2 separate regions of the Homo sapiens genome follow, and region 2 is linked to region 1. The links are chromatin loops, found by intact Hi-C in ENCODE. Cell type or tissue: PC-9. All regions are shown on one strand.

What was found. Hi-C counts contacts between places; a loop is a spot of excess contacts. Peaks named below come from ENCODE experiments on the same cell type or tissue, not always from the same donor. Only the 100,000 strongest peaks of a DNase experiment are listed, where the experiment ranks them.
Region 2: it touches region 1 in a loop (6-fold over the local background); 8 of 110 quality-filtered maps call a loop at or near these places.

What each region holds. Positions count from the first base shown.
Region 1 is chr1:167,440,047-167,445,046 of GRCh38, reverse strand. CD247 (CD247 molecule) reads left to right here. Exons shown (of 8, transcript NM_198053.3): 2 at 4,280-4,383. Among named protein-coding and RNA genes, the nearest start is that of CD247, 76 kb to the left of the region's middle. In PC-9, CTCF peaks have their summits at 2,531 and 2,732 (motif pointing right); a DNase peak (open chromatin) is centred at 2,766; H3K4me3 peaks cover 377 bases; H3K27ac peaks cover 647 bases.
Region 2 is chr1:167,686,090-167,691,089 of GRCh38, reverse strand. RCSD1 (RCSD domain containing 1) reads right to left here. Exons shown (of 7, transcript NM_052862.4): 4 at 970-1,041. Among named protein-coding and RNA genes, the nearest start is that of TRP-CGG1-1, 26 kb to the left of the region's middle. RefSeq lists enhancers at 641-1,840, 3,068-3,247. In PC-9, CTCF peaks have their summits at 2,794 and 2,993 (motif pointing right); a DNase peak (open chromatin) is centred at 3,009.

The sequences.
Region 1 (5,000 bases):
GGCTGAGGCAGGAGAATCACTTGAACCTGGGAGGCAGAGGTTGCAGTGAGCTGAGGTCATGCCATTGCACTCCAGCCTGGGCAACAGAGTGAGACTCCACTTAAAAAAAAAAAAAAGTATCGTATTTAACCCTCACCACCATCTAATGAGACAGGTAGTGTTGTTATCCCCATTTTACAGATGAGAAAACGAAGGCTTAGAGAAGTTCCATAATACACAGTTCAGAAGTACAGTGTATAAGAAGGACCAAAGCTTTAATTTTATTGCATCTGTTTGACAGAAATTTACATTTGTTGTAGGGTATGGCTGCATCTCTACAGAAGGCAGGGCTTCCCTCTCACATGCTGTGGCCCCTGTAATGATGCAGGTCTGAATCTCAATCCATTCATGGCCATGCAGTGAAGTCCCCATGCCCAGGTTCCACTCCAGGCCACTTAAGTCAGAGCCTCAGGGGAGAGGGCGGTGGATTGAGAGTCTGTGTGAGAATGCTCTATTAGTCTCTGGGGCTCCTTTCAGATGCTGAGGTTCTCCTGGGTGCTGTACTCTTGGGTAGGGATCAGGAACATTAAATAAAACAGCTTCTCCACTTTTACAGAAAAGTAGCTACCATGTAATACCCTGAAACCTCCTAGGAAGCAGCTGCTGGTCCCTTTGGGATGGAATTGGTAGAAATACGAAGAAGCCACAGGAGCGCGCACAGGGAAGAAGCCAGGACCAAGTAGAGAGTGGCGATGCGGTGCCTTTGAGCTGGCATCCTGCAAAACTGTCTGTTGTCCAGGGAAGCTCCTACACCTTGTGTGCGGCCTCAAGAGCTAAGACTTAAGCCCCATGAGGGCAGGGACTCAGAAGACTCGACCCAAATATCAGACATCATTGTCTTTTGATTCTCATCACAACCCTTAAGGTAGATATGATTACCCTCCATTTAATAGATGAGGTAACTGAGGCCCAGAGAGGGAAGTGACTTGTCCAAAACCACACAGCTAGTAAGTGGCAAGAGAAGTACTCGAACCCACCTGCACGCAATCCAGAGTTCATTCCATTTCAATAGTTCCCGGCACAGAGCAGATGCCCAATGAATATTTAATTAATTGCGTAACTGAATCAGGTCCTGCATCCCTGCATGGAGCTTTCTGGGCCATGACTGTCTTCCTCAGGCCCATCTCTCCCAGCACAGGTATAGTGGGACCGAGGAGAGGAGGGTCCTACACAGGGAATTATGTTGGGGTTAATATCCTCTCCTCCACCCAACCACACACAGCACACTTGTCATCAGTCATAAAACTATGCAGAAAGAAAGGAAGAAGGAAGGAGGGAAGGAAGAAAGGAAGGAAACTTGTTCATATTATTTATCTCAGGGACATGCCCAATCCCCCTGCCCCTTTGTGTTGTGCTGAGTCTGCACAACACAAAGAAATATTTCTTATTTGTGCTAAATTTACTGTCCAGTAATTTTTCTGTTCTAATTTTCTGTGACAAGCAGCTGAGTGATTTTCTCCTGGATTTTCTTCTGAGTCTCAACCAGTCCCATAAATCGCCACGGTTATCTCCTCTGCAGTCCTCACAGCAAAAAGTCACCCCAGCTTTGGTGGCCTTCATGGGGGCTGGCTTGTCCCCCAGAGGCCTTTAGATCGTCCCTAGGTCAGTGAGGACTTCCAGCAATACCTTGGGGCCAGAGGGCAGGCACACCTGGGGCTGGGCCCAGCATCTTCCTCATCACTGAAGTTCAGCCCTGAAAAATTCCATGATATCGAGTGATTGTCTACCCTGTGCCCTGCACTCTGATGCTGGGGCTGGAGGAAGAGGCAATAATGAAGATGCAGCCATTGGTCTCAGGTGCTGACAGCCTAGATGGAGGGGCATCTGAGTCCTGAGGAGTTGGGTTTGTAGAGCGCTTTGGGGGATATAGGCTCTTGAACCGACATCCTCTCACTTTTTCCTCAGGGGCTCAGGTGGTGGGACAGTCTGATTTCAACAGGTGTTGAGTGGAGGGGTAGAACGCAAGCCTAGAAAAAGATCTAGCTCAGCAGGCCAGGGGGTAGAAAAATATGGGTGTTCAAGGAAGAATGGGGGGAAAAGACAAGAGCAGAGGGACAGGGTGGCACAAAGCTGTGGTCTTTTCAGGCCTGGACTGGTTATGGCAGAGCCCTAACATGGCTGGACAAAGAGCTTGGACTCTCGTCCGAGTGGCTGGGTCATCAATGGTCTCTGGGCAGGGTCTGTGGGAGGTTTGTAGAGATCAGCTGCCTGGGGGCAAGAGGGGTCCTGAATTAGGGTTGGAGTCAAAAGCCAGGGGACAGAGGGATTCAGGGTGGTGGGGGTGGGGACACTGGCGGCTGCCTTTGAATCATCTGCTTCCATAGTTCGTCAGGGAGGCCAAAACGTTGCTGGCATGGAGGGGTAGGCAGGGCTGGCCCAGGGGCAGGAAGGGGGCGAGAACTGCTAGGGATCAGTCCTGGGCTGCCTGTGACCGTGTGCTCTGAACCCGAATACTCGGTGCCTCAGTGTCCGAGTGTGGGTGGCAGGAGGATCTGACGATGATTACATTTAAGGCAGTGTCTGAAGAAATGTTAGTTTTCACCCTGTTCAACAGAAGAGGCAGCTGACAGAGCATACATAACCTGCCCCAAATCACACAGCCAGAAAGAATGACAGCACTCCCACATATGGCCTCCACTCCCTCTGCCCTCATCTGGGTCCAAAGGCCACCAGAGGGCGCCCAGGCCTTGGGAGACAGACACTAGCGGGGCTGGCCTGGGACCTCTGCTCTAGTTACCAGGCAGGGGTGGAGTGAGATGGGTACCACACCCTGTTTTACAGGTTGAGTTGCTGCACGTTTACCTAGTAGGAAGTATGGTCAGACTAAAATCTGAGTCTCCTCATTCACAGTGCAATGATGTTCCAAATAAAAACACTAACTTTTTAAATTTTTTTTTGAGACGGAGCCTCACTCTGTGTGCCAGGCTGAAGTGCAGTGGCGTGATCTCGGCTCACTGCAACCTCTGCCTCCCAGGTTCCAGCGATTCTCCTGCCTCAGCCTCCAGAGTGGCTGTGATCAAAGCTGCCAGCCACCACGCCCAGCTAATTTTCGTATTTTTAGTAGAGATGGGGTTTCACCACGTTGGCCAGGCTGGACTTGAACTCCTGACCTCAAGTGATACACCCATGTCAGCCTCCCAAAGTGCTGGGATTACAGGCGTGAGCCACCGCCCCCAGCCCAAAAATGCAAACTTTTATTTAACCAGAGTATTTAGTGTATCTGCATTCTTCAGCCCATTGTACTCCAATGGCAGTGCCAACTAAACGTGCATTAACTACAGCTTGACAAAGGTTAATATGGCACTAGGAGTTAGGGGCCCCTGGGAAATTTGCAGTGGGAGAAGCTAACACAGAAGGGATCTTTGAGCTGCATTTTGTAGGATGCATCAAATGTTACCAAATAGTAGGGTTTCAGGGAGAGAAATGGAGGGAACATGAAGAGGGAACAGAGAGTGCAAGGCACAGGGCAAATAGTCTGGAAGAGCAAGGCGTGTCCTGGGAATGGGGTGTGTGTAGTGGGAGGAGGGGAGACAGAGAAGGCTGAGGCCATGGAGCTGGGACTAGGGGACAGGGAGATGCTGGGCCTAGGTGGGGAGGGGCACCAAAGGTACCTCTGTCTGTTGGCCATGAAACCCTTCAGGGAACAGGGAAGGGAAGCCGAGCACCAGATCCCACTGTCCTAGGCGGGAGAGTGCTTGGCACTGAGGAGGCAGGGAGTTGGGGGAGAGTTAACCCAGATTCTCCCTGTCCTAGTTAACTGTCAGATATTGAAATGATCTCATTTGACCATCATTTGACCTATTGTCTCCCTGTGGGTAGGCCTCAGAGCCACACACCTCAGGCCAGGAGTACCATTCATCCAGACGTGAACATCTTCCCGAGGCTTCCAGAGTTCTTGGTTCACACCGGGGCTAACATGGCTGGGCTTCTGCTGCAGTGGCAGGAGCTCTGTGCACAGAGAACAGCCTCATCTGCTCGCCTTGTTTCCACCTCCCCTCCCATTGCCCCAGGTTCTTTGGCCCCACAGCGGCCACATCTGCCGTTGGTGCCAATAGGTTTTCCAGGAGCTGGTTGAGGTGGGAGGGAGGGAGAGGGTTGTGATCAGGCTGAGGCATGGGGATTGGATATAGTCTCCGTGTCATGATTTATTTGGTCAGTCAGTCCTAGTGCCACCCTGGGGTAATGGGGATGTGTTCTCGTCACCTTGGGCCTGGCTGACCAGCTTTATCTCTTGGCACAGAGGCACAGAGCTTTGGCCTGCTGGATCCCAAACTCTGCTACCTGCTGGATGGAATCCTCTTCATCTATGGTGTCATTCTCACTGCCTTGTTCCTGAGAGTGAAGGTGGGTACCACTGGGCTTTGGGAGGAGGGCACGGGGTCCCCCACTTGATGGATGTTCAGAGGGGCCTTGGTCTTGGAAGGTCTCAAGCTCGGGTGGTGCCTGGGGCTTGGTATCCAGGAGCAAAGCAAGGACCAGCCAAGTGTGTGCCTTGAGTGGGCTGAGGAGGAGGTGGCAGTGTCTGGCTGAGATGGACAGGGTAGGAGGGAGAGCCTGGTGCTAGGCACCTCCATGACAAGCCGTACAAATGTGTGCACATCAGAGTGTCCCAGGGAAGGCGATGCTACTGGTGACAAAGGGGCTTACACTCAGGCAGAGGTCCTTCTTTCCAAGTGTGAATGAAGGCCATGTTAGCCTTTCTCTTGAAAAGGCCCTTTCCTCATCTGTAACTGGGGAGCTGACCAGAGCGTGGGTTTTTCACTTGGTGCCTTGCAGACCCTGGATTTCTTCGTGGGGCTGGTCATGGTGTGGGCAGAGATTGGAAGAATTTAGGAGTAAAGGGGAGAATCCAGTCCCAGTCATCACTTCAGTGCTTCTCAACCCATTTCTTGTTTGAATTTTGGACTTTGGCATAATATTTTATTTGAAAAACCAAATCTTACTGAGTTTCTTGTTTTAAG
Region 2 (5,000 bases), 250 kb before region 1:
TGAGAAACCCTGGTCTTGAGCAGCAGGAGCCGGGCAGTGACCCACAGTGGAGATCTCTGGCATCAGCTCCTTTTATTATATCACCTGTGAAAGCTCTGTCTCCACAAGACTGTGAGTTCAGGACCAGTGTCTTCTGCTTAATTACAGTCCCAGGGAGCCAGCCAGCCCTGGGCACGGGAGGTGAGGGCTCTGGGCACACAGGGTTACTGGTGGAGAGGTTGGACAGGATACTTCCCAAATAACAAATTTGTCCAGACTGGTGCAGTGTGCAGCAACTGAACACCAGCCCTATGCAGGGCTGAAATGGTTTGTGGCTGCATTCAGGCCTTGGGAGAGAGGCGTTGGCTATTTCAAAGTGTTTATGGCAACTATGGTGTCCTTTCCCGTAAGACTCTTTTTTTTTCTTTTCGTTTTTGAAGACAGGAGCTTGCTCTGTTACTCAGGCTGGAGTGTAGTGAAGTGACCTCAGCTCAATACAGTCTCAACCTCCTGGGCCCAAGCGATCCTCTCACCTCGGTCTTCAGAGTAGCTGGGACTACAGGTGCACATCACCATGCCTGGCTAATTTTAAAATTTTTTGTAGAGATAGTGTCTCACTATGTTGCCCAGTCTGGTCTTGAACTCCTGGGCTCACGTGATCCTCCAGCCTCAGCCTCCCAAAGTGCTGGGATTATAGGGGTGAGCCCAGCCCCATACAGACTCTTGAGGTATCCCGTTACCCATCAACCCCCACCACTAAATGTCAAATACATGAGCTTGTGCTTGATGTGGTCCTTATGTTAGTTCTTTTCCCTCAGGCAGGGCTGTGAGATCCTTATCGTTTACTGCAATTTGATCACTGGCTGATTATTGGGGCCAATTATGCAGGTGACACATAGGCTACCCCTATGAGCCTCAAAGTCATGCAAATTTTGGATAAGAAGTGGAGTTAGATAAAAGGTAGCAATAGACAATGAATTCTGCACTTACCTGAAGCTTCTCAATCAGAGGCGAGCTCTTGACCTTGAATTTAGGAGGGTGGCTCGCATTGGGTGGTGATTTCTATGGAGCAAATCAACCAAAACAACCAGATAAGTAAGGTGAGGAAAGTGGGGTTCTGGTTGGAACCCAAAAGCCACAGGCAGAAGGAGAAGAGAAGTTGGTGTTGCCACTTTCTCATTAGTTCAGTAGCCCACATACTTCATTAGGGCCTGGGCGACGTGAACTTTCCCCCTCCCTCCCTCATCCCACCACAGCAAGATCTTCAAATCAGAATTAGAGAAGTCAGCGCCGACATCCTTAACACAGAAGGTCTCTCCCAGGAAGAGTGACTTCATTGTTGTTATGAAGGAAAACTATATCTGAGCAAGATCTTCACCTCATGACCTTCAACACTGTGAATCAACAATTTGGGGGATTTCAAAGACAAAGGGCAAAAATTACCATCCTGTTTGTCACACACACAACAAGAAACCAGACCAGGATGACAGAGGTATGACTGGAATTCCTCCCTGGACCCAGTGATATTTTGGAAAATCCCATCGATGGCATGATTTATAAATTATGATTTTCCAAAATGTTGAATATTTGAATATTCTTTTTCTTTTCTTTTCTTTTTTTTTTTTTTTTTGAGACAGAGTCCTGCTTGTTCCTCAATCTGGAGTGCAATGGCGCAATCTCGGCTCACTGCAACCTTCGCCTCCTGGGTTCAAGCAATTCTCCTGTCTCTGCCTCCCAAGTAGCTGGAATTACAGGCATGCACCACCATGCCTGGCTAGTTTTTGTATTTTTAGTAGAGACAGGGTTTCACCATGTTGGCCAGGTTGGTCTCGAACTCCTGACCTCAGGTGATCCACCCACCTCCCAAAGTGCTGGGATTACAGGCGTGAGCCACCACGCCCAGCCTGAATATTCTTTTTAACCAAGTAAACATTTACTGAGTATTTACTACGTCCCAGACATTGTGTGGGTCATACAAAGATGAGCATGATTCAGTCTCGGTGGCAGGAGCAGTCCGTGGCTGATGCATGTGTTACATAATCATACGTACTCTCTGTTAGTTGTAGATATTTTTGTGATGAATGAATGCCAGGAATCTTGTCTGCCTTCGGGATCCATATCATGTAAAAATATTAACTCTGTGTTTTGCGTAAAATCCCCACAAACATGTGAGAATGGTGACAGTGATAGGATGATGATGATGAAGAAAAGGAAGAGGATGACTTCCATGTGGTTGGACAGAGGCCAAGGCAGAGGAGGGATCTCCCCATAGTGTGGAGACCAATGTGTATGACCTGCTCCTTGACCCCATGTACTAATTTTCCTGAACAATAAGAAGAACTACACTGATCTCTTAGGAAGATTCTGAGATATTTATAATGTGAGATGATTGTGTTTTAGTGATGGAAGGAGGGAGGCTCACCCAACTGAACTCCTCGTGATCTTTTTACAGCCCAACACCAAGGGAGAGCATGGGCTGGACTTACAGGATCCCCACTCCTTCTAATTCTAGTTTTGGCAGGAGCCAGACGAAGCCCTTGGCCTCAGCCTCCTCTACCAAGATGCAGCTGGGCGGGAATAAATGATTCTAAGGACTCCTGCTGCCTCTGCCTCCATGTGTCTTCACTGTCGGGTATGTTCCTATAGCAGTCTTTCAAGGAGCTTTTTATCTAGGATGAGTATAAAGAGCTTCCAGCCCCAATGGAAGTGCCCTTGGTTTCTGTGCTTTACAGGGAAATTTCACACGGGCTGGGGTTTTCAGAGAAACTTTTAGAAACTGCAGCAACAATTTTGCTGATAAAGCTCACTTCATGTAATATTATTAGTTCTTCTCTTCCCCAGCTGACCACTGATTTCTGAAGTCTGTGGAAATTCAGTGGACCCTGCCCCTTAAACACAGTATAGTACTGGGGACCCAGCTGATGCTCCATAAAACCCTATTGATTTGAATTGCAAAGCAGAAAGAATCCAAAATAGCCTCTAGTGCAGTTCCTGGAAATGACAGCAGGTGGCATCATTTCCCTTACGGTTTAACAAGGGGCTTCAGGCAAGCGGCTGAGACTAACAATCCGGTGGAGAAAAACCAGCCTTCCATCCCTGTATATGTATATATATAGCTGTATTTACATGACATTATTACCACGTCTAGAAACTACGGACTAATTTCCAGATGGGAATGCTTTTCAGCCTTTTCTGAGTATAGGAGGCAGGATCTGTGGCTGCATTAAACACCCAACTTCAGCTGGTTCTTCCAGAGAGGGGTAACTCTTGGTCACCCTGCCATCAGGAGGGGCCCTGCAGTCAGCAGGTGCTGTCAGGGGGCTGACCCCACTGTCTCAGACCTGAGCAAGCATAGCGGGGCAGGGATGAAATGACCCTTCCTGGCACTGTGCATTGGGAACCGAGGGGTAGCCTGACCGGGTCCCTCCCTGCAGGCCCCCAAGGTTTCCAGCATTAGAGCCTCTGCAGGCTGAGCTACAGGAGTATGGAAGGAGAAATGTGGACAGCAGCCTCCAATTAGCCCTGCCAGACAAAGCAGGCTGCTCATTTTATTTCTATGTGAATTTCTTTTCTTTTTTTTTTTTTTTTGAGACGGAGTCTTGCTGTGTCACCCAGGCTGGAGTGCGGTGGCGCGATCTAGGCTCACTGCAAGCTCCGCCTCCGGGGTTCACGCCATTCTCCTGCCTAAGCCTCTCGAGTAGCTGGGACTACAGGCGCCTGCCACCACGCCTGCTAATTTTTTGTATTTTTAGTAGAGACGGGGTTTCACCGTGTTAGCCAGGATGGTCTCAATCTCCTGACCTCGTGATCCGCCCACCTCGGCCTCTCAAAGTGCTGGGATTACAGGCGTGAGCCACTACGCCCTGCTTCTATGTGAATTTCAAGGCCACGAAAAGTCATTGATCCCTGGAGGTAGTGTCCTTTCAATGTGCGAGCAGCCTGTCACTCCAGGCAGGATTTTCTAAAATCCGCCCTTGGACTTAACCAGCCCTTGGCCATTATAAGCCATTTAACTTCTGGGTGATGTGCCCCATGGGGTGAAACCTGTGAATGCATTTCCACAGAGCTGCCAGGATGGAGCTGTTTAACCCAATCACTAGCCTAACTCCCTCTGCTTTTACTCTAGGGGATAAAACTTCCCTAGCCAGCCTCCCTGATCTATCTGGTTAGTGATTTTGTCCTCAATTTCACAAATAAGAAAAATGATTCGGTATGGTGTGGTGACTTCTCCTGGGCCAAGCCCAGGCTATCAGGGGGCAGTCTCACATTAAGCTCTGAGTGGCCATAACCTCAACCCATTGCATAGCAGTGGAGACACTGAGCCCAGAGGTTGAAGGTTACAAGGAGAAGTTGATTCTCTGGAAAGAGAGGTTGTTGGTATGTGTTTGGTCACAGCACTGGCTGATGACCCCATAAAGCCACAGAATCATATTGTTGGCACTTGAAGAGACCCAAGGAAAACCTCAGTGTTTTTAAACTGTGCTCCTTGGGGTTCTCATCCAAGAATAAGACCCTTGGTCAGTGGGGAGAGAGTATTCTGAGAGCATTTGGGGCTCCAGGCCTCCCCTCCCCCATCTCACTTGGCCTGGGGCAGCGATGAGTTTCTGCTTTATCTTGTGGGCTTCTGTTTATAAGCCTTAGGTTGACAAAAAGGCTTGAAAACCATTGATCTATTTCAGCTGTTTCACTTTATAGATGAGAAAATGTAGGCATTAAGATGCTTGCCCAAGTTCACATAGGGCACCTAATGGCTATTGTCAGGATGCTGGTCCCCAAAAAAGAAGGGGAGAATAAAGAGGTTGTTGAAGTGGAATTTGGGAATGACATTGTCTTTGGCTTGCTTGCTGTATTTTGGGGTTGGCCTCCCAGGTGAGATGACAGAACATACAAATCCATTTCTGGCACAGACTATGACCACAGTGAAGGTTCATGGGTTGCTGGCATAAGGTGTGGAGAAGGCACTCCTGCAGCTACAATTAGATAAATAAAGATAGGAGAATATGCAGGCTAAGAACCTATTA